Regions from separate parts of the Homo sapiens genome. Here all the other regions are linked to region 1. A link is an interaction called in ENCODE POLR2A ChIA-PET data of the cell type or tissue named here. Cell type or tissue: PC-9. All regions are shown on one strand. Each heading gives the region's core, and the rest is flanking DNA. Links, peaks and the distances in the headings are about the cores only.

The links. ChIA-PET counts read pairs that join two places held together with the same protein. Peaks named below come from ENCODE experiments on the same cell type or tissue, not always from the same donor. Only the 100,000 strongest peaks of a DNase experiment are listed, where the experiment ranks them.
Region 2: POLR2A ChIA-PET joins it to region 1 with 21 read pairs; 4 of 35 experiments call an interaction of 5 or more read pairs at or near these places.
Region 3: POLR2A ChIA-PET joins it to region 1 with 28 read pairs; 2 of 35 experiments call an interaction of 5 or more read pairs at or near these places.

Annotation. Positions count from the first base shown.
Region 1 is chr17:72,452,987-72,460,963 of GRCh38, reverse strand. All of the region lies in intron 1 of LINC00673 (long intergenic non-protein coding RNA 673), which reads left to right. Among named protein-coding and RNA genes, the nearest start is that of LINC02003, 110 kb to the right of the region's middle. In PC-9, for the core only: no CTCF peak of the experiment used is centred there; DNase peaks (open chromatin) are centred at 1,973 and 4,743; H3K27ac peaks cover 3,701 bases.
Region 2 is chr17:72,358,804-72,366,780 of GRCh38, reverse strand. No RefSeq gene overlaps it. Among named protein-coding and RNA genes, the nearest start is that of LINC02003, 20 kb to the right of the region's middle. In PC-9, for the core only: no CTCF peak of the experiment used is centred there; a DNase peak (open chromatin) is centred at 3,950; H3K27ac peaks cover 1,709 bases.
Region 3 is chr17:72,208,827-72,216,803 of GRCh38, reverse strand. No RefSeq gene overlaps it. Among named protein-coding and RNA genes, the nearest start is that of SOX9, 92 kb to the right of the region's middle. In PC-9, for the core only: no CTCF peak of the experiment used is centred there; no DNase peak of the experiment used is centred there.

The DNA.
Region 1 (7,977 bases), core at 1,937-6,936:
GCCCTTGAGCCAAATCCAGTTGGCCACTTGCTTTTGTAAATAGAGTGTGATTGGAGCCCAGCCACACCCATTCATTTCCCTGTCATCCATGGCTATCTTCTCACTATTGTGGCAGAGCTGAGGAATTTTGACTGGGGCCTCCTGACCCATAAAGCCTAAATAGTATCTGGCCCTGGACAGAGAAAGTTTGCTAGCTTCTGATCCAGACAGACCTGTCCATTCCCCCAGTGATGGACACCTACATTGTCCCAAACTCTTTGGCGCCACGAGAGACAACTCTTCAACAAACATCCTCCCCAGGTCACGGGGTTTACCTGTGTGGGATTCCAGGAGTGGAGCTTCTTTGTAGATTTAGGGTGAGCAGGAGAGCGGAAAACTGCCGACAGGCGATTTTAATCAGATTATAAAACCTGCCTCGTCCCATCCCACTGTACAGCACTCTTTTCATACAGGGGCTGTTGATTCTCTCGGGGACAAACATGGCTCATCTTGGCTTTGTTTAGGGCCTGTTATACCCCTGATTCCTTCATTCTCAGGGGTTTCCTGTGTCATCAAACATGGAGAATGAATGAATCAGGCGTCTGGGACCAGGGACCACATTTACACAGGCACTGAGAAAACCAGAAAGGCCTGGGAAATGTCAGGGATGGGGAGGGGAAGTGGTGCTGTTCTGAACTGCGGTGTTGTAACCTCTCCGTAGTATAGATTTTTAGAATTTTTGTTTATTTTTCATCTTCCTTCAAGGTCCTCCAGTCTAGCCCCGAAGCTTCCTAAGAGCAAGATCCATCTTTTATTCCTCCCTCTATTCCCAGGGCCCAGCAAAGCACTGACCCGTAATAGGGACGTCGCAGGTTCTTTTTGAATAAAGAAATGCCACCTCCTGTCAAGCTCTTCTAAGTGAAGTAGAAATTTGTTCATTTAAAAACAATCATTTACGTTCTAAAGCTGAGCAGAAATGAGTTCAGGTGTTGTTGTTTGTGTGTATGTGTGTGTATCTGTTTTTGGAGGGGGGTGTGTCACACTGAATAGACAGTTGAGAGCCTCCCGGACGTGCTTATGGCATAGACCTGACCAGCGTTTCTGTCTGGGCTGCAGAGGACATGAACAAGGGCCTGGAATTCTGTGTTCTTGCCTGGTGGTCTTGGATCCTCTGTGCAGATCTGTGTCTTTCTCACCATTCCAGGCCCAGCTACACGTCTCGGCTCTTCCACAAAGCAGCTTCAACTCTCAGATTTTTCTCTGGACTTTATAGCATTTAGTAACTGTGCCATTCATCAGCAATCAATCACGCATCGCCCTGTGCCATCTCTCTAAGCTTGTGTGAGAACACTGGGTTCTTGGTTAGACCGTGGCTCCCATGCCTGGCTGGTCCCTGCATGGCTAACTCTGGGATTTTATGTGGCAGGTTCAGTGAATATTAATTGATTGATTGATTGATGGCCCAGACCATTGATAGGATCGCAATGATAAGTTGCCTTGTTAATATCTGTCCGTAGCTTACCTGGGCTTGGCTTTCCAAACTACAAAGTAAGGATCTCCAGGCAACGTTAGCTTTGCTTATAGGGAAGCAGCATGTAGAGGGGGTAGCCGTATAGGCTTTGGAACGAGCAAATCTGGTTAAAGCCTCAGTCCACGGTCTTGTCATTTACGGTATGTGTGACCTCCAGGTTTCTCATCTGAACACTGGGAATAATAAAAGTTGATTCCTAGAGTGTCTTTGGAAGTGCACAGAGAGCCTCTACTCCCACTCCAGAGAGGGGACCCTCAGAGACAGGGCTGGAGGACAGTGAGCATGTTTTGCTGAAGGCCCCAGAAGCCTCTTTTGTGGTTGTGATTTCATTTAGAAGCCTGGTGCTGGTCCCTGAGACAGAGAAGTACTTTGAGCCATGCTGATACCAAATCTTCAAAACTAGACTTTATTTTCTCTGGCGTCTATTTAATGGACAGTCTTAACTTTGCATGAACCAGGAAGTTTGGCAATTTAACTTCCTTGTAATCTCGGGAGAAGGAGGTGTGGAATGAAAATGCCAGAGGGGACCGGGCGCGGTGGCTCACGCCTGTAATCCCAGCACTTTGGGAGGCTGAGGCGGGTGGCTCATGAGGTCAGGAGTTCGAGACCAGCCTGACCAACAGGGTGAAACCCCGTCTCTACTAAAAATACAAAAATTAGCCAGGCATGATGATGACGTGTGCCTGTAATCCCATCTACTCAGAAGGCTGAGGCAAGAGAATCACTTGAACCGGGGAAGGGGAGGTTGCAGTGAGCTGAGATCGCACCACTGCACTCCAGTCTGGGCAACACAGCAAGACTCCGTCTCAAAGAAAATGCCAGATAGGAGAGGCAGAAGAAAGGAAAACATCCCGTGGAAAGCCGGACGATAGGCATGCCAAGGAGCCTCTGATAGCAGCTGCTCGTAGGCATCCGCCCGTTGGGTGCTGGGGGCTTAGCAGGTGATGGAGCAGGCTGTCCCCCTGCCTGCTGGGTGGCTGCCAATGCAGATTTTAATTATTTCATTTGTGTAGTTTTGCTCTTGCTGAGTTTTAAACGTCAAAAGCAGCATATGTGTAAGCCTTTGCCTCCTATTTTGAGTATTAGGGCAGTGACATTTTCTTTAGCCTGGGGATTGCCATGCACAGTGTGGTGTTGGAGAACATTAATACTGGAGGAAGCCTTGAGTTCTACGCCATGTTCTGTTACAGGCTGCATCTGTCCCGGCACACATCATAGAGCCTTTCTTCCCGGGCCTCAGTTTCTCCTTTGATAAGGTGGAAGAAAGGACTAGATCTTTCTTGTAAGGCCCTTCTGGGACTTAACAACATTCCTGAATGGGCCCACCCTTGTTTCCCATTGATCCCCCGTGAGCCTCCTTTCTCTGGCCTCTAGGCAGTTGCTCCAGCCATGACAAGCAGGTGTCCACTGAGACCTCAAGATCTGATAAGCAGGGTTTGACACCAGGGAAGGGGCCTGGAATGAAAATTGTTTCCAAACACCCTTGTTTATGACTTCCAGAAATGGTTAAAGCTCTTCTAATCAGCCAGCACAGATAGGACCCCTGCCGTGAATGGAGCCACTGGGATGATGGTATTTGGCTACGAGGGCTCCAGAGCACAGGCCTGCCCTGGAGGCATTAGATCGTGACTCAGGAGCTGGAGCAGACATGGGCGAGAAGGACTGCTTCTCTGTTATAGGTTTTCCTAAACTGGAGCCATTTTAGTACAACCTTACTATTTAACACATTTAAGTTTTGTTTTTTTGTTTTTTAGTGAATTGATCTAAAAGCAGTAGTTCCTAACAGAGGAGGTGTTGGGGGTTGGGGTTTATCCCCCAGACAGCACTGGGCAATGTCTAGGGACATTTTTGGTTGTCCCAGTTGGGTGGTGGAGGGATGCTCTGGCATCTGGTGAGAAGAGGAGGCCAAAGATGCTTAGCATCCTGCAAGGCACAGGACAGGGTGATCAGCATCCTATAAGGCACAAGACAGCCTCCACCACAAAGAATGATCTGGCCCCAAATGCTAATAGGGCTGAGGTTGAGAAACTCCAATTTAAAGAATCATGATTTTGGCCAATCACGATGGCTCCCACCTGTAATCCCAGCACTTTGGGAGGCCGAGGTGGGTGGATCACCTGAGGTCGGGAGTTGGAGACTATCCTGGCCAACATGGTGAAAACCCATCTCTGCTAAAAATACAAAAATTAGCTGGGTGTGGTGGCAGGAGCCTGTAATCCCAGCTACTCAGGAGGCTGAGGGGAGAGAATCGCTTGAACGTGGAAAAAGAAAAAAAAAAAAAAAGAAATGTAACTTTAAAGTGAAATGTAGTGAATCAGTATCACTTCTCATAGATTCAAAGTAATTATACAAATAATGAGCACAATGAAATCAAAACAATGTTTATAAATTCTAGGTAGCTACAGTTGTCTGCCGAACCTTTGAGTTTGAGGGAGGTTATTGCTCTGTCTATAATGAAGGGAAATTGGCCAGGGAGAGATGGTACAGACCTAGCAGCACCAAATGGAGACTTTCTCCTGAAATGGAATCAGTAGGATTAAAAGAGAATTGAGAGGCAGGTGGATCACCTGAGGTCAGGAGTTCAAGAACAGCCTGGTCAACATGGTGAAACCCCGTCTTTATTAAAAATACTAAAATTAGCTGGGTGTAGTGGCACATGCCTATAATCCCAGCTACTCAGGAGGCTGAGGCAGGAGAATTGCTTGAACCGGGGAAGCAGAGGTTGCAGTGAGCCGAGATCGTGCCACTGCACTCCAGCCTGGGCAAACAGAGCGAGACTCCATCTCAAAAAAAAAAAAAAAAAGAGAATGGAAGAGGGAGTCGCTTTCTCCTTCGGTGATTACACACTGTTCTGTGCTGTCTGCCCACCCTCTAAAACCAACCCATGCACCCCCCCATGATGTTCCCCATCCCAAACTTTGGGAAGCACCGTCTTAGTGCCAGGGGCACAAGTATGAGCTGCCACGAAGTCAGTGCCTCCCTGCCCCTCTGGCTCTGTATGAGAGCTAATATTAGACCTAGATGGGAATCTTTTTTCTCTTTTTTCACAGGTAGTTATAATAATAATAGCCCCCTTTAGGCACAGGCTTTTTAATCTTCAAAGCGCTTTATAAACATGAGCTAATCTTCCTGCTCCCCAGTGAGGTCAGAAGTCCTGTCTTTTACTGGATGGTGCCACCAAGGCAAGAGAGATGAGTGAGTCACTGGCAGTCCTGGCTGGGAGTTAGGCGAGGTTAGGGTTGGGATTCAAGTTTACAGTTGCTGGACTCCTGGACATGTCCTTCACCGGGCCACACCTTTCTCTTGGCCAGCCCTGTCTTGGTATTTGTGCCAAACCTCAAATTCAGGCGGGTCTGGAGAGAGCAAGGGTGACATTTCTTTTCCCCTCCCCTCCTTGGGCTGCTCTTACAGAAGCTCCTAATGCTTTCCTTTTCTTTTTTTAAAAAATTTCCCCTACGGCAGGTAAACCCCCGCAAATCAGGGAGTTACTTTAAGAAAATATTCTCCTTGTGGACCCTGGGTCCCAGGATGGCGGTGGGAGCAAAGCTGAAGCAGTGTTTCTTTTCATGGGCTCTGTTTGAAGATGTCTGTGGCTGGCAGAGCCAGAGCTGTAAGGACCAAGGGTGTCTGGCGGTGAGCCGTGACCGCTTCGACAGGGACCACCAGGGTGCACGCAGCCTCTGGGTGCCTGTGGGCGCTGGGGCATTTCCTTTGAGCCCATCACACTTCTGAACTTGGCCAGGAGGGGAGCCAAGGGGAGGTGTTGGGAGAACCCATGCAGTGGGCTTGGGAGGCAGATGCTGCAAGGATGACAGCAGCCATTTCATACCATTTCCCAAGAGTTAAAAAAATAATAAAGTAAAATCCTCAGGATTCAAGCGACATTTAAATCGGTTCCTGGAACACCACGGGTCTCTGAGTCTTGTGGTTTCAGGGGAGCTGACCCCATTGGAAGTCTGTGGGGTCCTTCGGCACTGGGCTTTCACATGCTGTCTACTGCAGGATTTAATAAATCAAGGCAGAAAATGTCCTTAAAGCCGGAGCTTGAAAGATGGGCCTGAGTGTGTGTTTTTGTTTATGTTGGTTATGCCAGCGGTCCCCAACCTTTTTGGCACCAGGGACCAATTTCATGGCAGACAGTTTTTTTCATGGACCAGGGATGGGGTGGGGTGGGGTTGGGGAGATGGTTTCGGGATGATTCAAGCACATTATATTTATTGTGCACTTTATTTCTAGTATTATTATGTATTACATTTTAGTAGTATATAATTTATTACATACATTAGTATTATTACATATTACAATTATTTCACTATATATTACATATAATAGTGAAATAATTATACAATTCATTGTAATGTAAATCAGTGGGAGCCCTGAGCTTGTTTACTGCAACTAGATGGTCCTATGTGGGGACGATGAGAGACAGTGACAGATCATCACTGACAGGCATTAGGTTCTCATAAGGAGCACACAACCTAGATCCCTCACATGCATAGTTTACAATAGGGTTCTCGTGCCTATGAGAACCTGATGCTGTCACTGATCTGACAGGAAGCGGTCATGCCAGTGATGGGGAGTGGCTGTAAATACAGATGAAGCTTCACTCACTCCCCAACTGCCCACCTCCTATTGTACAGCCCAGCTCCTAGCAGGCCATGGGCAGTACCAGTCTGTGGCCCAAGAGGTAGGGACCCCTGGGTTATGCCACCAGTGTGGGTTGAGCCAATTTCCTGTGGCACCACTGTGTGCCTGCCATCAGCCATGGGACATTCTGAGTTGCTCTAAATCTTGTCCGTGGAGAAGTGGACACTCAGCTCACAGCCGTGCATTTTCCTAAAGACTTTGCTTTCTTTTCCTAGCTTGGGCTGCTATAACAAAATGACCATAGACCAGGCAGGTTAAGCAACCTTATGTCTCATGGTTCTGGAGGGTGGGAAGTCCAAGAATCAGAGTGCCAGCGTGGTCAGATTCTTGGTGAAGGCCCCCTTCTTGGTTTATAGATGACTTTCTTCTTGACTCACAAGGTCAGGGTTGGGGGTGAGGGAGTGGGGGAGCGAGAGGAAGCTCTCTCATATTTCTTCTTATAGGGGTACTGATCCCATCATGGGGACTTCATGACCTGATTATCTCCCAAAGGCCCTATCTCCAAACACCATCGCATTGGGGATTAAGGTTTCAATGTATGAATTTTGGGAGAGACACAAACATTCAGCCTGTAGCACCTTTCTATGGGATCTTGCTCAATCATAAGTACAATGATGGGGATGGCAGCCATGAAAAAGAATGAGTTCATGTCCTTTGCGGGACATGGATGAAGCTGGAAGCCATCATTCTCAGCAAACTAACACAGGAACAGAAAACCAAATGCTGCGTGTTCTCACTCATAAGTAGGAGTTTAACAATGAGAACACATGGACACGGGGAGGGGAACATCACACACTGGGGCCTGTGGGGGGGTGGGGGGCAAGAGGAGGGAGAGCATTAGGACAAATACCGAATGCATGTGGGGCTTAAAACCTAGATGACGGGTTGATAGGTGCAGCAAACCACCATGTCACATGTATACCTGTGTAACAAACCTACACGTTCTGCACATGTATCCCAGAACTTAAAGTAAAATTAAAAAGAAATAAGAATAAAAATAAAGCACTGGGGATGGATGGGGAGAAGAATGCAGAATCATTCAGTCAGATCCAAGAGCAGCAGCAGAGTCTAGGTCAGGTTCCTCCTGCATTTGTGGATGAACTTCTTTGCTTCCCGCTTGTAGGATGCGCAGGACTGTGAGACCTGGCAGGAGGGGCTCCAAGAGCCCCAGAGCCGGTGCAGCATTGGGAATCTAGGCTTCAGTTATCTCTAGTCCCCTGTTTTACCACAGGCAGCTCATTTGTCCCATAAAGGGCAAATCCGGTTGTTGGAACAGACTGCTGCGGGCTACCTGTCATCTCACCCTTTGTTCCTAAGGGATCTGGTTCCCCAGAAAACAGAAGTGTGGCCTCGTGGTGGCCTGGTATCCTCCTAATATTTCAATCATTTCTTCAGGCTTCCTCATTACCATGGTTTCTAACTAAACACAGGTAAATGATATGCAGATAGAATGGGGTGAGGACAAGGGACGGGGCTCAGACTGGAATAAAAATACCTCTCTCAGGGCACATTACCTGGCTGGTAGCCTCCTCCCTGCCCTTCTCCATGAAGTGCAGGCTCTTCCTGCCTTCCTCCTCTAGCGACTTCTGTGCTGACTTTCCCTGATCCCTCTTAACCCCTTACTCCCCAAATCACAAATAGAGATGAGGTCACTGAGGAGCACAGCCTCTCCAGTTTGTTTGTGCCTCCTCCTCACCTTGACTCTTTTCAGACAATTTCTGACATTGATTTTGCTCACACTCCCCGACCCCATCCCTCCCAAGCAGTTGCTGCTTAGTTCTTGCCCAAGTCTTGGGTTGTGATTCTCTCCCCAGCTGAGC
Region 2 (7,977 bases), core at 1,220-6,219, 93 kb after region 1:
GATACGTTGCTATGACCATGGATTAGTTAGGGTTTATAGCATATTGAGTTCAACAAGAATGATATATTGGGGGAAATTAGATGCTTTCAAAGAGTAAGCACTAAATGAATGAGGTTTTACTTGACTTTATCATCTGGTTAACAGAGTAAATGTGAGCTGGTAAATGGTCTTGTTCGACAGATTCCCAGAGGGCTAAACAACCATACCCAAGGTATCAATCAAAGGCTCATTTCAAATCGTAGTTGTGCTATCAGCCTTCATCCTGGTCTAAATCTGTATCGGTGACTTGCCCAAAGATCTGGAAAGGCCAAAGATGCCACTGGGCTAGGAGCGAAGCTGATACGATGGATGTAACATCAGGATCCCTGATAATCTCTGCAGACCCAAATGCCCAGCCAAACCCAGCAAGAGGGAAGACTTTCAACAACTGTTGTTCAGTTTCATGTGGTTTCAAATTCAGAAGCACAAGAACTAGATTAGAGAGCCCTCCGTTGGCAGCAGTTCACAAGAAAGAAATCTGGAAGTTTTAGTTGACCACAAGCATAATACGATCCAACAGTGTGACTGTTGCTAAAAATGCTAAAATATATGTAGGCTGTCTTCATAGACATGTGGTGTCCAGATCCAGGGAGGTGATGTTGCTGGGTCTTCTGGCATGAGCAGGCCATGTCTAGAGGGTAGGTTTAGTCCTCCTGAGCATCACGTTTGGGGAGAACAAGCATGACCCCTGGGGGCATGTCATGGAGGAGCAGTTGGAGACATTGAAGTGGATTAACTGGTCTGGTGGAGACCAGCTGGATGCTCAGCATTGCATATTCTCTTCCTGGGCATGCTGGAAGTCGGCATTCCCCAGCCTCTCCTGGGGTTAGCTCGGACCATTGGACTAGCTTCTGGCTGATGGAATATGGGCAGAGCCGGTCCACTCTGTTTCCAGTGATGCTTCATGCTGCCCTTTTCCTGAGAGTCTGACAGGACAAGATGGATGGAACGGGGCACCTTGAATCATTTGGAATCCCACTTGGAAGGCTCCCTCCCAAATAGCCACTTAGACTGAGACAAGAATGAAAAAATAAACCTTTATTGTGTGAAACCACTGGGATTTTGTCATGGCAGCTGGCAGGAATGACTCTCATACAGTGGTGGAAAAGAAAACCCAAGGAAGATGGATAGTTAAGTACTAATTATATAAACTAATTATATATGTGGCAGACTTTTTTTTTTTTTTTGAGACAGAGTCTTGCTCTGTTGCCCAGGCTGGAGTGCAGTGGTGTGACCTCGGCTCACTGCAAGCTCCGCCTCCTGGGTTCATGCCATTCTCCTCTCTCAGCCTCCCGAGTAGCTGAGACTACAGGCACTCGCCACCACGCCCGGCTAATTTTTTTGTATTTTTGGTAGAGACGAGGTTTCACGGTGTTAGCCAGGATGGTCTCGATCTCCTGACTTGTGATCCACCCATCTTGGCCTCCCAAAGTGCTGGGATTACAGGCGTGAGCCACCGTGCCCAGCTAATCCACTGAGATACTGCCTTGGTCTCACAACTACTGGGCACTAAAGAGAGTAGAATGGTGATTTTATCCTCCTGGAAAGATTATTGGGAAAATGGCTACTACTGGGCAGTTATAACCCCTCCCTAAACACCCCCTCCAGTGATAGTTTTTGGTTTTGTTTTCAATGGTCTAATCAGACCTCCCTCACTTGCTAGTTATATGACCTTGAGCAAGTTACTTGGCTGCTCTGTGCCTCAGTTTCCCTATATATGAAAAGGTTATAATACCAGCACCTGCTTCGTGGAGTCTTTGTGATGATTAAATGAGTTTATCATACAACATACAACAGTGTCAATATGTGTTCATTTTTTTTTTTTTTGGATTTTTGTTTTTCTCTGCTTAAGGGGCTGTCCTCAAGAAACTTGTCACTTAGGTCTTTGGAAGGTGAGCTGCCGCACTGTCCAAGCTCCCCACAACTGGGGCAGAAATAAGATTTTTTTTTTCTTTTTTCCGTAGATGATGAATTCCTAGTTTGGCCTGAACTTCCATGCCTAGTTTAGGGTGGGGGGTGTATGTGACTGCAGGGATTCTTGCAGGGAAGAGTGGTGGCAGGAAGAGGCTAGATGTTCATATGGAGAGGTGGAGCCAGGGGAGGACCCAGTGAGAGAGGTGGTATCTGACCCTGGGGAGGGACCAACACTGAAGCTGGTGTTATGGAAACTGAAGATGGAGGCTGTGATCTGGAACACAGCAACCAGACCTTCCTGTCTGTTCCAGGGGCCACGGGAACCCCGGGGTTTGGAGAGAATGTCCGTAAACGGCACTCTTAAAAGAGGCTGGGGATTATCTGGCATGGGGCAGATCAGTCCACAGTTACAGGGAGACTGTTGTTGAGGAGCCCCGTGTTCCCTCCATCTCTGCTTTGTAATTGCTGTGTGCCATTGGAAGGGCCACTTAACCCCTCTGCATTTTGCCTTTTCCATCTGTAAAATGGGAATAACAATATCTACTCTGTCATCTTCAAGGAATGAAAACAAGCAGGGCTGTGGAAGTGGAAGATTTTTCATACTTCTCAATCAGTCACAGAGAACTACCCAAATGTCAGCGTCTTTAGCTCCGTTTTGGCTAAGAAGGAACTTTCTAACCTCTAAAATAGGAGTGAGGTGTTTCACGAGGCAAAAGGCACCTGGGAATCAGATGTGAGGCCAAGAATGCAGGAGAAATGGTCTTACACAAGTGAAGATGGAACTAGACACATGCCAAGGGGACTGTTTTCAGGCAATAGCTCCCGAAAGAGGTCATGGTTCTGGGAGGACAATGCCCATGCAGCTCTGTAGCTGTTGGATTTTCCCAGCCTTCACCTGAAGGTGGAATTGAGACACCCTCCAGCAACCAGTGGGGTGGCCCAGGGGGATGGGGGAGAGGAAAGCCTGACACCTGAGCATCTCACTCAATAATTCAGGGCTGGTTAGAGCCCAGTGAGGTGTTTCACACTCTGCAAAGGCAGATAATGAAGCATTCTTCCAAAATGAGAGAATGTGCCTTTTCTTTTCTTCCCGCCTCTTTCCTAATAAAATCATTAAACCAGGATTTCCAGAGGCCTGCCACCCCACCCACCTTGGCTGTTTCTGTGGGGAGGGAAGGGTACTTGAGTTTTGGTAGGGGTGGGGAAGCTGAGCTAGGAAGGGGGCTTGGCTGGTGACAGAAGGAGAGCAGTCCTACTGAGAAGGGTGTTGGGGTCTCAGAGGGCAGGGGGAGGGGGCCTGCTGATTTCTCACCACCCCAGATGACATATGACTTAGCACGTCCCCAGGTCTCCAGGGCTGCAGCCGGCGCTGTGCTTTCCACATGTGTTTAGTATTATCGGTGTTTTTACAATAATAACTGTGGTCTTGAAAGGGACTAAAATTAATTAAAATGCCTGGCTGGAGAGAACCTCCTTGGGGTAAGTGCAGGGGGTATGGGCGGTCATCTTGTCCATCCCCCTGTCTCTGGTTGGGTCTGGACCCCTGTTGGCCCAATCAGCTGGTCTTAGAAGATGCCAGTGTGGGAGCATCTGCAGTCTTAGAGGTTAAAATTCTTTTAGGGAAATGTTTCTTGGTATTTAAACTACAGTAAGAAAGGAAGAGCAAACACTTAGATGTTGTGTTTGCAATTTGCAGAACCGCACTGAGAAAGCCCCCACTGGTTGTATTTATCAAACTCTGCTGCGTGCCCTCATCCAAAGACCCCTGTCTGAGAGCATCCCTTGGTTCAGAGAGGAACAATTTGGCTCTTGATTTAGGGCAGGGTTTCTCAAGCTCATTGCAGCACTGTTGACGTTTGGAGCTGAATCACTCTTTGTGGGCAGGGGTTGTTCTGTGCACTGTAGGATGTTTAGCCATGCCCTTGACCTCTACCCACTAGATGCCAGTAGCATTCCCAGCCTCACAAGTGTAAAAACTAAAAATGTCCTCAGACGTTGCCAAATACCCCTGGGGAACCAAATCGCCTCCAGTTGAGAACCACTGATTTAGGGCAAGGCTCTCTGGCATCTCAACCACCTCCCCCCATTCCCACCCCCCCTACTCCCCTACTCCAGGGAAGCAGTGCTCATCCAGGTTGTCATGACATGCAAATGTGTCACCATCACGCAGGAGAACAAGTGACGGGTTATGAATAACACCCTGAGGTTTGGGAGTGATTCACTTTTTAAAAACAAATCAGAGCAGGTACTAACATAGCAACATCCCTTTCACTCCCTCGCAGTCCAAGATGATTTTCCGAGTGGCCAGAGTTGCCCATTGCTCCTAGCCTGTCTCATGGAGGTCACAGCCAGGATGAGGTTAGCTGCTTTTGCTAATCAGCTGTGAGTAGTCTGGCGATGACATGTTATTGCCATGTTTTATTGCCTCATCACATTTGGGTTTGTCTGTGGGATCATGCTGCACACAGATCACGTTGCTGTTCTCGAAGTTCACTTGGAGGAGAACTGGACATCCAAGACTCTGTTGGCCCTGTTGGCCTCATCTCCTTTTCCTCTCTCATCTCTCAACACTGTGCTCTATTCAGTTGCTTCTTCATGGACCTCCAATACAAGTCTTCCTTCCTACACTGCCTGGAGCCCTTTCCCGGCTCCTCTGAATATGGCTGGCTCCTCCTCCTCATGTCTCAGCTCACACATGCCCTTCTCAGAGGCTGGGTGCACCTGACATCTAGCGAACCCGGCCCTCTTCTAGTAGTGAGTCAGCCTCTGTCCAGGGGCTCTGTTCTTTTCCCATAGCATGTGTCACTACCGACACTCGTGCTGGTGTGTATGTCCCCCGCATACCAGTTGGGTTTCCAGGAAGCCAATGCAGAGATGGAGTTATGGGTTTATTGGGGGAATAAGCAACCTATGAGGGAAAAGAGGAGGGAGCTGGATTGGGCAGGGGGAACCATCAGAACGTGAAGGCAACCTGGGCAGTCTCCAGGAGCTTTGGAGCAGAGACTGCCCATTGGAGAAGTCCCATGTGGGTAGAAATGGGTTGGCCCTTGTGCCACCACCTTGCATAGTCATTAGCTAGGGCTGCCTCAAGAACAGCATGACCTCAGCCTGAAAACTGACGAGGACCTCGAAGACACCAGTGCAGTGGCTGTCAGCCAGTCAAGCTCCTCTCAGTCAGGCAGCAAGTCCTTTTTGAAGGATCTGAGCCATGCATCTCCATGTCTACCCTTCCGGGGTGGAATGGACACTCCCTGAGAGCAGGAACCCTGTAGATCTTGCTTATGCCTGATCCCATTCCCTACAGCAGAGCCTGGTGCATGGTAGGAGATCAAACCTGAGCTGATTTTAGTTTTCAGAGAGTAATTTGGTTGCCCTGGTTGCCCTAAACTCAGATTTCTGAGTTTACAAACTCAGAAATAGAAATATTGTAGGCTGAGTGTGGTGGCTCACACCTGTAATCCCAGCAGTTTGGGAGGCCGAGGCGGTCGGATCACAAGGTCAAGAGATCGAGACTATCCTGGCCAACATGGTGAAACCCCGTCTCTACTAAAAATACAACAATTAGCTGGGCATGGTAGCGTGTGCCTGTAGTCCCAGCTACTTGGGAGGCTGAGGCAGGAGAATCGCTTGAACCCGGGAGGCGGAGGTTGCAGTGAGCCAAGATCGCGCCACTGCACTTCAGCCTGGTGACAGAGTGAGATTCCGTCAAAAAAAAAAAAAAAAAAAGAAAAGGAAAAGAAATATTTTAGAAAGACAAACATGTGCTGCAGGGGGAAATGGCAGAGAAACACTGCTGCAAGGTATCTCAAACCATGGTTCACCCTGCAGTACTTCCAAGGTTTTGAAAGCTAAAAAAAAAAATCATGATGTTGGGGCATCCTGTAACTTGCCTCTTGTAGGGTTAGAAGATGTTAGCTGGGTGACATCTCTCCAGCCAGGTGAGAAGGGGGGAACAGAAGCTCGGGGGATCTCAGAGGAAAAGGAAAACAGAACTATCTGGTGGGTCAAAGGCGCATACCAGGGGGCCGTGGGTGCCTGTCAAACCGGAATGGTTATCTGGTCTGGCAGAGCCCAGCATCTTGGGTGGCCAAACAAACCTCAGATACAGTGTTCCCAGAGATGGGGGGTTGGAGGATATTATGCTTTCCCTTTAGCCTGTCTCTTGCCTCAGTATCTACCTCTGCCAGAGGATCTGAACTGGGATGGGCTTGTCACCTTGGCTGCTGTCCTTTGATGGGGCAGGTCAAAGTCCAAGACTCCAAGAGAACAGGTCTGGCTGTGCAGAAGCCTGCATGGGTGCAGTAGGCAGGGGGGTAGAGGAGTCTTCTGGGTGACAGAGATACCCACGGGGCAGGTGCCCAGCAGCCTTGCAGTGAGGAGGGGAGGGAGCAAACTCTATGCACTGTGTGGAGAGGGAGCGGGTGGCAGAGATCTGTCTCAGGGAGGTGCCTGACTCAGAGAGCCAGCATGAACCTCAGTTTACAAACTCAGAAATGCAAGAAATAGAACTCATATTATCTGATAACTCAATTGCAGTGGGGCATTTCAGATCCTTCCTACCCTTTTCATGGGTGTTGCCTCTAAGTTCAGGGAACAGGGAAGGCTAACAATGCTCTGGCAATTACGGAGTGGGACAGTGTGCTCTCTACATCACATGTCTGCACTGGGCTCATCTGAGACCTCCAACAGGCTGCTATGGGTTCCTCAGCCGTTCATTCACCCTGGGCACTGCCGAGTAGTCTTTTGATCCCAACCAGAGGACATGCCTGTCTACTTATTCAGAGCACCCTGGTAGTACCCCTGACTCAGTACCTGGCATATCATCTCAGTACTCAGCAGTACCCCTGACTCAGTACCTGGCATATCATCTCAGTACTCAGTAGTACCCCTGACTCAGTACTTGGCATATCATCTCACTCTCTGCTTTGAGCCTGGCTCCCTTTGCTCCCCCAACACGGAATCTCTCAGCTTTTATCTAAGGGCCGCTTCACTAGACCTCAGCACATGTTCTTCCAAATCTGTTGTATTTGCAATACCTTTCAAAAACCTTCTTTGAAACTCAAAAACCAGGGTGTATTATGCTATTTCTTTGATTTGGGGGTGTTATCCACACTCTAATGCAGCAAATTCAATAGGGCCTCACTAACTAGACGAGGAAAGACCAAGCAGTGCAAGGAAATATTGTGCTGGGGGAGACAGAGGTGAACATTGGTTAAAATACAAAAAGCATCCTCCCAGCACACTTGCTTTGGGGAGCTTTTCTGCCCAGAGCCCAGCTCCTCTCCTGCCTCACTTAAAGGCTCTTCCCCCTTGTCATACAGGTTGCGCTGGCCCAGCCAGGAGAACTAAGCAGTTGGCACTGTCTTCCATTTCCAAGGGCAGCAAAAAATGTATTAATCATCAGGCACCAATGGGAGGTGAGGGAGGCTGGGTCTCTCCATTTCTTTCCATAAGCAAGTCCTTCCTCTGCAATGTGGCTGGACCTCCTTGCAGGCAGTCAGGAGGGCAGGGAAGCAGACCCAGCTCTGGGAGGAACGGCACAGCCTACAGAATAGAAACAAACCTAACGACTGCCATTTTGAGACCTCAAGAGTCATTAAACCCAGACTGAAGTCAGTTTATCTGAATCCTCACCTAGGTGGTGTGTTGATGTGGGCGGGCCTCCAAGGCCACCAAAGTCAGAGTGACCCAGGTTTAAGTATTAGCCCTACAGGTTAGTGGTCCTGATAAACACACTTCATTTCCTTTGCCTCCATTTCCACATCTTTAAATGGGCATGATATTTGCGATGATTCAATGCAATAATGTTTATAGAACCCTTAGAATCCTGCTTGGCTGTCTATTCATTCTCAATTAATGTTAATTCTATTCCTTTCTCTTAGGAGGTCCACAGATGAAGAACAGCTCTCATCTCTATGGTCCCCAGCATTTATTTAAAGCTAAGAATTCACAGGTCAACCAAATCACTCCCTGAAAACTAAAATCAACCAAAAGCAGAGGAAGAATCACTGAGACCCTCCTAGC
Region 3 (7,977 bases), core at 1,220-6,219, 240 kb after region 1:
ATCTATTGTGCCCTCCTGAGAAGACGTTTAACCAAGAGGAGGTTGATGGTGATTTCTGAGTTAAGCAGCCTTAGGAGTGGTTAACACTTAAAATCAAACCTTGAAATTTATTTTCAATTCAATTTATTCTTCCAAGAGCCTACTAATTTTTCCTAAAAAGGATTAGTGTTAATAGAGAAAAAAAGTTAATATTCAAATATGAGGAACCACCTTTCCAAGACATAGGAGGTTAGAAGATGGTTTTGAAAAAGTGACAGGAAAATGAAAATTTTGAGAAAATGTTCTTTTTAAAGTGCTTGTCAGCTGGACATGGTGGCTCACGCCTGTAATCCCAGCACTTTGGGAGTCTGAGGCGGGCCGATCGCAAGGTCAAGAGATCAAGACCACCCTGGCCAACATGGTGAAACCCCATCTCTTCTAAAAATACAAAAGTTAGCTGGGCGTGGTGGCACTCGCCTGTAGTCCCAGCTACTTGGGAGGGTGAGACAGGAGAATCGCTTGAACGTGGGAGGCGGAGGTTGCAGTGAGCCAAGATCTCTGCACTCTAGTCTGGCGACAGAGCGAGACTCCGTCTCAAAGAAAAAAACAAGAGTGCTTGTCTATGTGTCTATGTGAAAGTCCTTTGTTGACAGGAAAAAGTTGAGTGCGTCTCTCTAAATAGGCTTATGCAAATTTCTATGCATTTGTTATCTGCATATGTGCATAGATAATACATTTATTCATTCCCATCCTTCTAAGAGCTCAGACTTAAAGACATAACTTTGTCTGAGAGGGAACTTGGCATGAATTGGCAACACTCTGGACATATAAGTCTCCATTTATAACTGAAGGTTGGATTGGGCTTAGAACTGTTGGGGGAAAGGCTGAACAGGAGATGGTCCAATGTTTATTAAAAAAGGACATCTCAGATAGGTTTTGGTTTATCAAAGGGAAGCATTAAAATGAGTATCGTTTTTCTAAAGTTAATCTGTCCTTTTATACCTAAAAATATAATTTTTTCTTGAATCAAGAAGAAACAACTTCAGCTCTGTTCTTGGTCTTAAGAAAATCTGCTGCACACATTTTATAAATGTCGAGTTAATTAGCACTGAGTTAGTGATGTCATAATGAATTATTTCTCATCAAAGCAGATGGGTCAAGAACAACTTCCTAGGACAAACAGTTTTCTAAAGCAAACATGTTAACAAAGTAGTTTCCTATAACATTCTTTGCCTCAAGTTTTCAAAACAGCAATATGGAGCCAAAATGTTAGAAACCTCAAAGTTGCTTTGTGAATTGTATATGTTTTCCTATTGATTGTTTTCATTTCATTTTTTATCATAGTTACCCTAGTTCTCTGACTTTTTTTGAAGTATAATAACATATCTATGGAAAAGTGCACAAATCATAGGTGAGCAGTTTGATGAATTTTATAAACTGAATATACCTGTGTAATCAGCGCCTGGATCAAGAAACAGAACATTAGGAAAAGTCTCTGTCTCCTCCTGATCTCTTTCAGCTACTCCTCCTCCTTCCCCAAAAAGGGAAGCCCCTGTCTTAACTTTGAACACCATAAATTTATTTGGCTTATTTTTGAATTTTATGTAAATGAAATCACATAGTATGTATGGTTTTGTGTCAGGTTTCTTCTTCTCAACATTCAGTCTGACTGTTGCATAAAGTCCCAGGTTATTTATTCACAGTTTGGTAAAATATTTCATGGCATGGAAATACCACAATTTATTTTTTTATTCTACTGGAGGTAGATATTTGGGTAGTGTCCAGTATGGGCTATTATGACTAGAACATACATACAGTTTAAAATCTTTTTTAAGCCATCTGACAAAGCTTGTGAGATGAATACAGTTTTGAATTGCTAAAATCCTATTGATTTTTTGACATATGATGCTAAAAAACCCCACAAATTCCCAAATTGTAAACATGTCATTGTGCTAGGTGTTCTGATAGAAAACACAAATTGTCTAAAACTGACAATTTGTTTTTGACAATAAATGAATTCAGTAAAGCTTGCAGAATGTTGCAGGAAACAAAATCAACATGCAAAAATCTGTAGCATTTCCATATGCCAACACATATCAATCTGAAAAAGAAATTTAAAAAATAACCCCATTTAAAATAGTGAAAAATAAAATAAAATACCTAGGAATAAACTTAACTAAAGAAGCAAAAGATCTCTACCATGAAAAATATTCATGCAAGAAATTGAAGAGGACACCAAAAAATGGAAAGATATTCCATGTTCATGGATTGGAAGAATCAATATTGTTAAAATGTCCATACTACCCAAAACAATCTATAGATTAAATGCAAACCCTATCAAAATGCCAATGACGTTCTTCACTGAAATGGAAAGAATAATTCTAAAATATATATGGAACCATGAAAGACCCAGAACAGCCAAAGCCATCCTGACCAAAAAGAAGAAAACTGGAGGAATCACATTACTTGACTTCAAATTATACTACAGAGTTATTGTAACCAAAATGGCATGGCACTGGCATAAGAATGGAGACATCGACCAATGGAACAGAATAGAGAACCCAGAAATAAATTCATTCATCTACAGAGAACTCATTTTCAACAAAGGTACCAGGAACATGTATTTGGGAAAGGACAGTCTCTTCAATAAATGATACTAGGAAAATTAGACATCCATATTCAGAGGAATGAGACTAGACCCCTATCTCTCACCATATACAAAAAAAAAAAAAAAGGGATTACAGACTGAAATCTAAGACTTCAAACTTGCATGAAAGTACTATAAGAAAACATTGAGGAAACCCTCCAGGAATTTGGTCTGGTTAAAGATTTATTGAATAGTATCCCCAAAGCACAGGCAACCAAAGCAAAAATGGACAAATGGGATCACATCAAGTTAAGAGGCATCTGCATGGCAAGGAAAACAATCAACCAAGTGAAGAGACAACCCACAGAAAGAGAGGAAATATTTGCAAACCATCCGACAAAAGATTAATAACCAGGAAATATAAGGAGCTCAAACAATAGGAAAATATCTAACACTCTGATTAAAAAATGAGCAAAAGATCTGAATAGATGTTTCTCAAGACATACAGGTGGCAAACAGGTCTATGAAAAGGTGCTGAACATCATTGATTATCAGAGAAATGCAAATCAAAATTACAATGAGATATCATCTTAACCCAGCTAAAATGGCTCTTATCCAAAAGACTGGCAATAACAAACGCTGGTAAGGATATGGAGAAAAGGGAACCCTTCTACATTGTTAGTGGGAATGTAAATTAGTACAACCACTATGGAGAACATTATGGAAGTTCCTCAAAAAACTAAAAATAAAACTGCTGTATGTTCTAGCAATCCCACTGCTAGGTATATACTCCTAAATAAAAGAAATCAGTATATCAAAGAGGTATCTGCACTCCCACCTTTATTGCAGCACTATTCACAATAGCCAAGATTTGGAAGCAACTTAAGAGTCCGTCAACAGACAAATGGATAAAGAAAATATGGTGCATATACACAATGGAGTGCTATTCAGCCATAAAAAAGAATGAGATCCTGACATTTACAACAACATGGATAGAATTAGAGGACATTATGTTACATGAAATAAGCCAGGCACAGAAAGACAAACTTCACATGTTCTCACTCATTTATGGGAGCTAAAAATTAAAACAATTGAACTCATGGAAATAGTAGAATGATGGTTACCAGAAGCCAGGAAGGGTAGTGGGTGGGGTGGGGAGTAGGGGTGGTTAATGGGTACAAAAATATAGTTGGATAGAATAAATAAGATCTAGTATTTGATAGCATATCAGGGTGATTACAGTCAACAATAATTTATTGTCCATTTTAAAATAATTAAAAGAGTATAATTGGATTGTTTGTAACACAAAGAAATGATAAAAGCTTGAGGGGATGGATACTCCATTTACCCTGATGGGATTATTATGCATTCATTGTATGCCTGTATCAAAATATCTCACATATCCATAAATAAATACACTACCATATACCCATAAAGTTTTTTTTTTTAAAATAAATAAAACCATGTCTGTCTGCCACTATAAAAAAGAAAAAAAAAAAAAAGAAATTGTCCCTGATCTCCTGACATTATCATATAAAATAGGCCAGAGCATTAGCCTGAGAAAGTAAGTACATGGAGGATGTGAAGGTACTGAACGAGCATGGCACAATGACATAACAAGCGTGGCACAATGACATAACATATTGAAATGTTCATACTTTGCGCTTTGAAGTTTTTATGTAGAATTATTAATGTAACCTGTATTATTAGTGCCTGTGTTTCATGTGCACTTGGCCTGATTTACACAGAGAGCCTAGTACTGCTGGGCCCTGCGAGAATTGAGGGCTGAGCCTGGAAAGTCTTATCAGCTGGCCTTTCCATCTCTCCCATCTCTTGGGGGCCAAATTGTCTCTTATTTTCTGCTTTTCTCAATCTATCTGCTTCCCAATCCCTTTTCCAAATTGCTCTGCTGCATTTCCTTGTAGTTTCTGCTACTCTATAACGTTGTGTACGTGACTTTGGTTGGCCCCACGCTGAGCCAGGAGGGCACTCTGCTTTCTCACCTCATTACTGTACTCCACCAGCTGATTAGCAACAAATCTTTATCTGCATTTTCTAATCCTTAAATGCCCAGGGGTGGAATCTGCTGGGTTCAGCTCATCTTTTGTTCACTTGGTGAATTGAATTGCTTGCCTGAGGGTCGGGGGCGATCTACTTAGCTATCATTTGTGTGGTGGGCACAGACTACCTGACTGTCTAGTGCAGGGGGCTGTGGGTGAAGATTCTTCCGAAAGGGAGAGTAGGTGGACTTGTACTTGGATGTCTAGTAAGGCTCCATGTTTTCCCAACTGCCCTTGAATTTCTCAGAAACACTTGGAAAATAAGCTCTATCCTGCTCCATGTTATTTTGGTTGGGTTTTGCCCTGAAGGAAAGATTCCCTGCACATGGTCCTAAGGAATGTCAAGTACATTCTTTAGACACTCATTTAGTAGGCAGTGTTACATAAATGCAGGACCAAAAAATGTTTAATGCCTTGATATTTGCCTCCACACTTTAACACATTTAGGTTTGCAATATCTGCACAACTGTGACAGATATTGCAAAAATATTGCGAAGACTACTTATTAGCGTGGTTTAGAAAAGTTACCTGTATCAGATGGGCTGGGAAGCTGGGACTGGATAAGCTTTAAGGTCACTGCTGACCTGGGAATTCTGTGAACCCAAGAATGAAGCTGGAGCCCTCCAATTCTGTCTGTGGCCAGGGATGAAGAAGGCCCTTCTTTCACTTGTTGTATGGAGATAGCTTCCTTAGCATTCATCACTGTCATCATTAATTTTGATATTGAAGTTCACCAATTCATTCACTCATTTTACAGTTTTATCCAAATGCTACATTTTCCTCCACGCAGCCCAGAAACAACGAGCACTGTCCTGCACCACAGGGATGGTGAGCACAACAGGTTGGGGCAGTGAACCTGCAAGCTGTTGCAGAGCCCTGTTTAAACTGGGACCAGGGAAATGAATGCAGGTGCCCAGGGGCCCCGCTCTAAAATGATGGTACTTTTTAAAGAGTAGCAAACACATTCTTGATTCTAACTGGCTTGGGTAGGTCCTTGGCTTTTTTATGGGGAAGGTATTCTGTGATTAAGAACACTTTTTCGGCCGGGCGCGGTGGCTCACACCTGTAATCCCAGCACTTTGGGAGGCTGAGGTGGGCAGACCACAAGGTCGATAGATGGAGACCATCCTAGCCAACGTGGTGAAACCCCGTCTCTACTAAAAATACAAAAATTAGCTGGGCATGGTGGTGCACACCTGTAGTCCTAGCTACTCAGGAGGCTGAGGCCGGAGAATCGCTTGAACCCAGGAGGCAGACGTTGCAGTGAGCCAAGATCGTGTCACTGCACTCTAGCCTGGACAACAAAGCGAGACTCCGTCTCCAAAAAAAAAAAAAAAAAAAAAAGAACACTTTTTCTTAACAGAAGATGTCTGTACTTTAAAGCACTGTTTTCCCAAATCTATGCTCCTCTCTCTTCCTATTGGCTCTGATGACTGCTTTTTCAAAAAGTTATATACGTACATGTATATATGTATATTCACATACATGTCTATATACACATACATACATATATGTAGGCATATAATTAAATGGATGGCATATATACAATACTTATATACACGTGTGTGTGTGTGTGTGTGTGTATGCAGCCATGCATCGCTTAACAACAGGGATACATTCTGAGAAATGCATCATTAGGAGATTTTTGCCATGGGAACTTCATAGACTACTTATACAAACCTAGATGGTGTAGCCTACCACACACCTAGGCTATAGGATATGGCCTATTGCTCCTAGGCTACAAATCTGTACAGCATGTTGCTGTATTGAATACTGTAGGCAATTGTAACACGATGGTATTTGTGTATCTAAACACAGAAAAGGTACAGTAAAAAATACAGTATTATAATCTTATGGGACCTCCATCATTTATGTGGTCTGTCCTTGACTGAATGTTGCTATTCCAGGCATGACTGCATACATAATTTTATTAAAAAGCAAAGTGGTCACAGAGCCAATATGACTTGCCATCCCTATGAATCCCTAGAATGTTGGAGCTGAAGACACCTCTTTGTTTCTATAAAGAGAAACATAGAGAGTGAAGATGATTTGCTCAAGTTGGAAGAACAAGTGAGTAAGAGGACTGAGGGCTAGAACTCTGGTGTCCTCTTCCCAGGCCAGTGTACTCTCCCCTGCTTTCCCCCCTGGCTGCTTCCCCTCTGCAGTGAGGCAGGGAGGGCTGAGTTAACAGGGAACAATTGCCACGCTCCCCCCAGGTGGGATGTGTGCAGGAGGGGGCCTGGTGAGGCCGTGTCTGGGACTCTTCTTACCCTTGGGAGGAGCAGGTGATTCTGAGAGGACCGACCAGCTAACATGCCCAGGTGCCCATGATGAGCACGCCGTGTTTTAATCCAAGGAGAGAGGCATTTCTATCCCCTGCGTATTTTCAGTGCCTGTCTCAGTGCATGGGACAAAGCAGAGTTCCAAGAACGTTTGCAGAACCAACTTTCTTGTTTAATTGACTTTCAAATGTAAATAACTGTGGGACCGGGCTTGTGTTTTAAACCTTCACTTGCCATCTATCCTGCGGCAGAGATGTTTGAATGAATGTTTGGAAGACAGGTTTTATATCAGGGAGAAGGAGATAGTGTGTAATCACTGGGTTCTGGGAATGAGGGTAAAATGAGGAGTTAGAAAAAGTACGGACCAGGGAGACAATAGCACCAAAGACAAATATCGAGTTATTTTACAGTTTGCACCAAGACCATCCTGCCCCCAGGGCCATGGCACCCATCAGAGAGGCCTCTCCCTATGGCCGAGCCAGCACCCTGGAGGAAATCAGACCACGTCCTTCCCTTCCTGGGTATTTGTTCATAATCTGTTTCCCCTGTTGATAGATGTTTCCTGTCTCTTCCTTTCTGGCTTTAATCTCATGACTGGTCATTTGAGACCAATTTTTAGCCTAGCATCCTTACCTCTTGAACAGTCACTGCTATGGTCATTGCTGCCAATCTTACCCCCCTATACCCTGGCATGATTCCTGTGGCCCTTCCCATCCTTTGATCTGTTTCTTAGTCCTAACCTCTGTCCACCCACAGTATTACCATTTATCTCATTATACCAGGCTCTAGATATGTGTGCTTATTTCATTTGATTCTCATAATAGTCTTGTGAGAGTTAAAGTACATATTTGCCCATTTTACAGATGAAGAAACTGAGTTTTCCTATTCAGTAAGTGGCCAAGTTGGAATTCAAACTCTCAGTTGTCTGACTTTAAAATTTCTGCTCTTTTAATTACATCAAATAATTGTCTTGCACCATGAGTTCTTAAATTCTATGCTCTCCATTAATGCCATAAAATGATCACTGGTGGGTCTTCAACAATCCAGTCTTATTCAGGTCTTTTGTTCA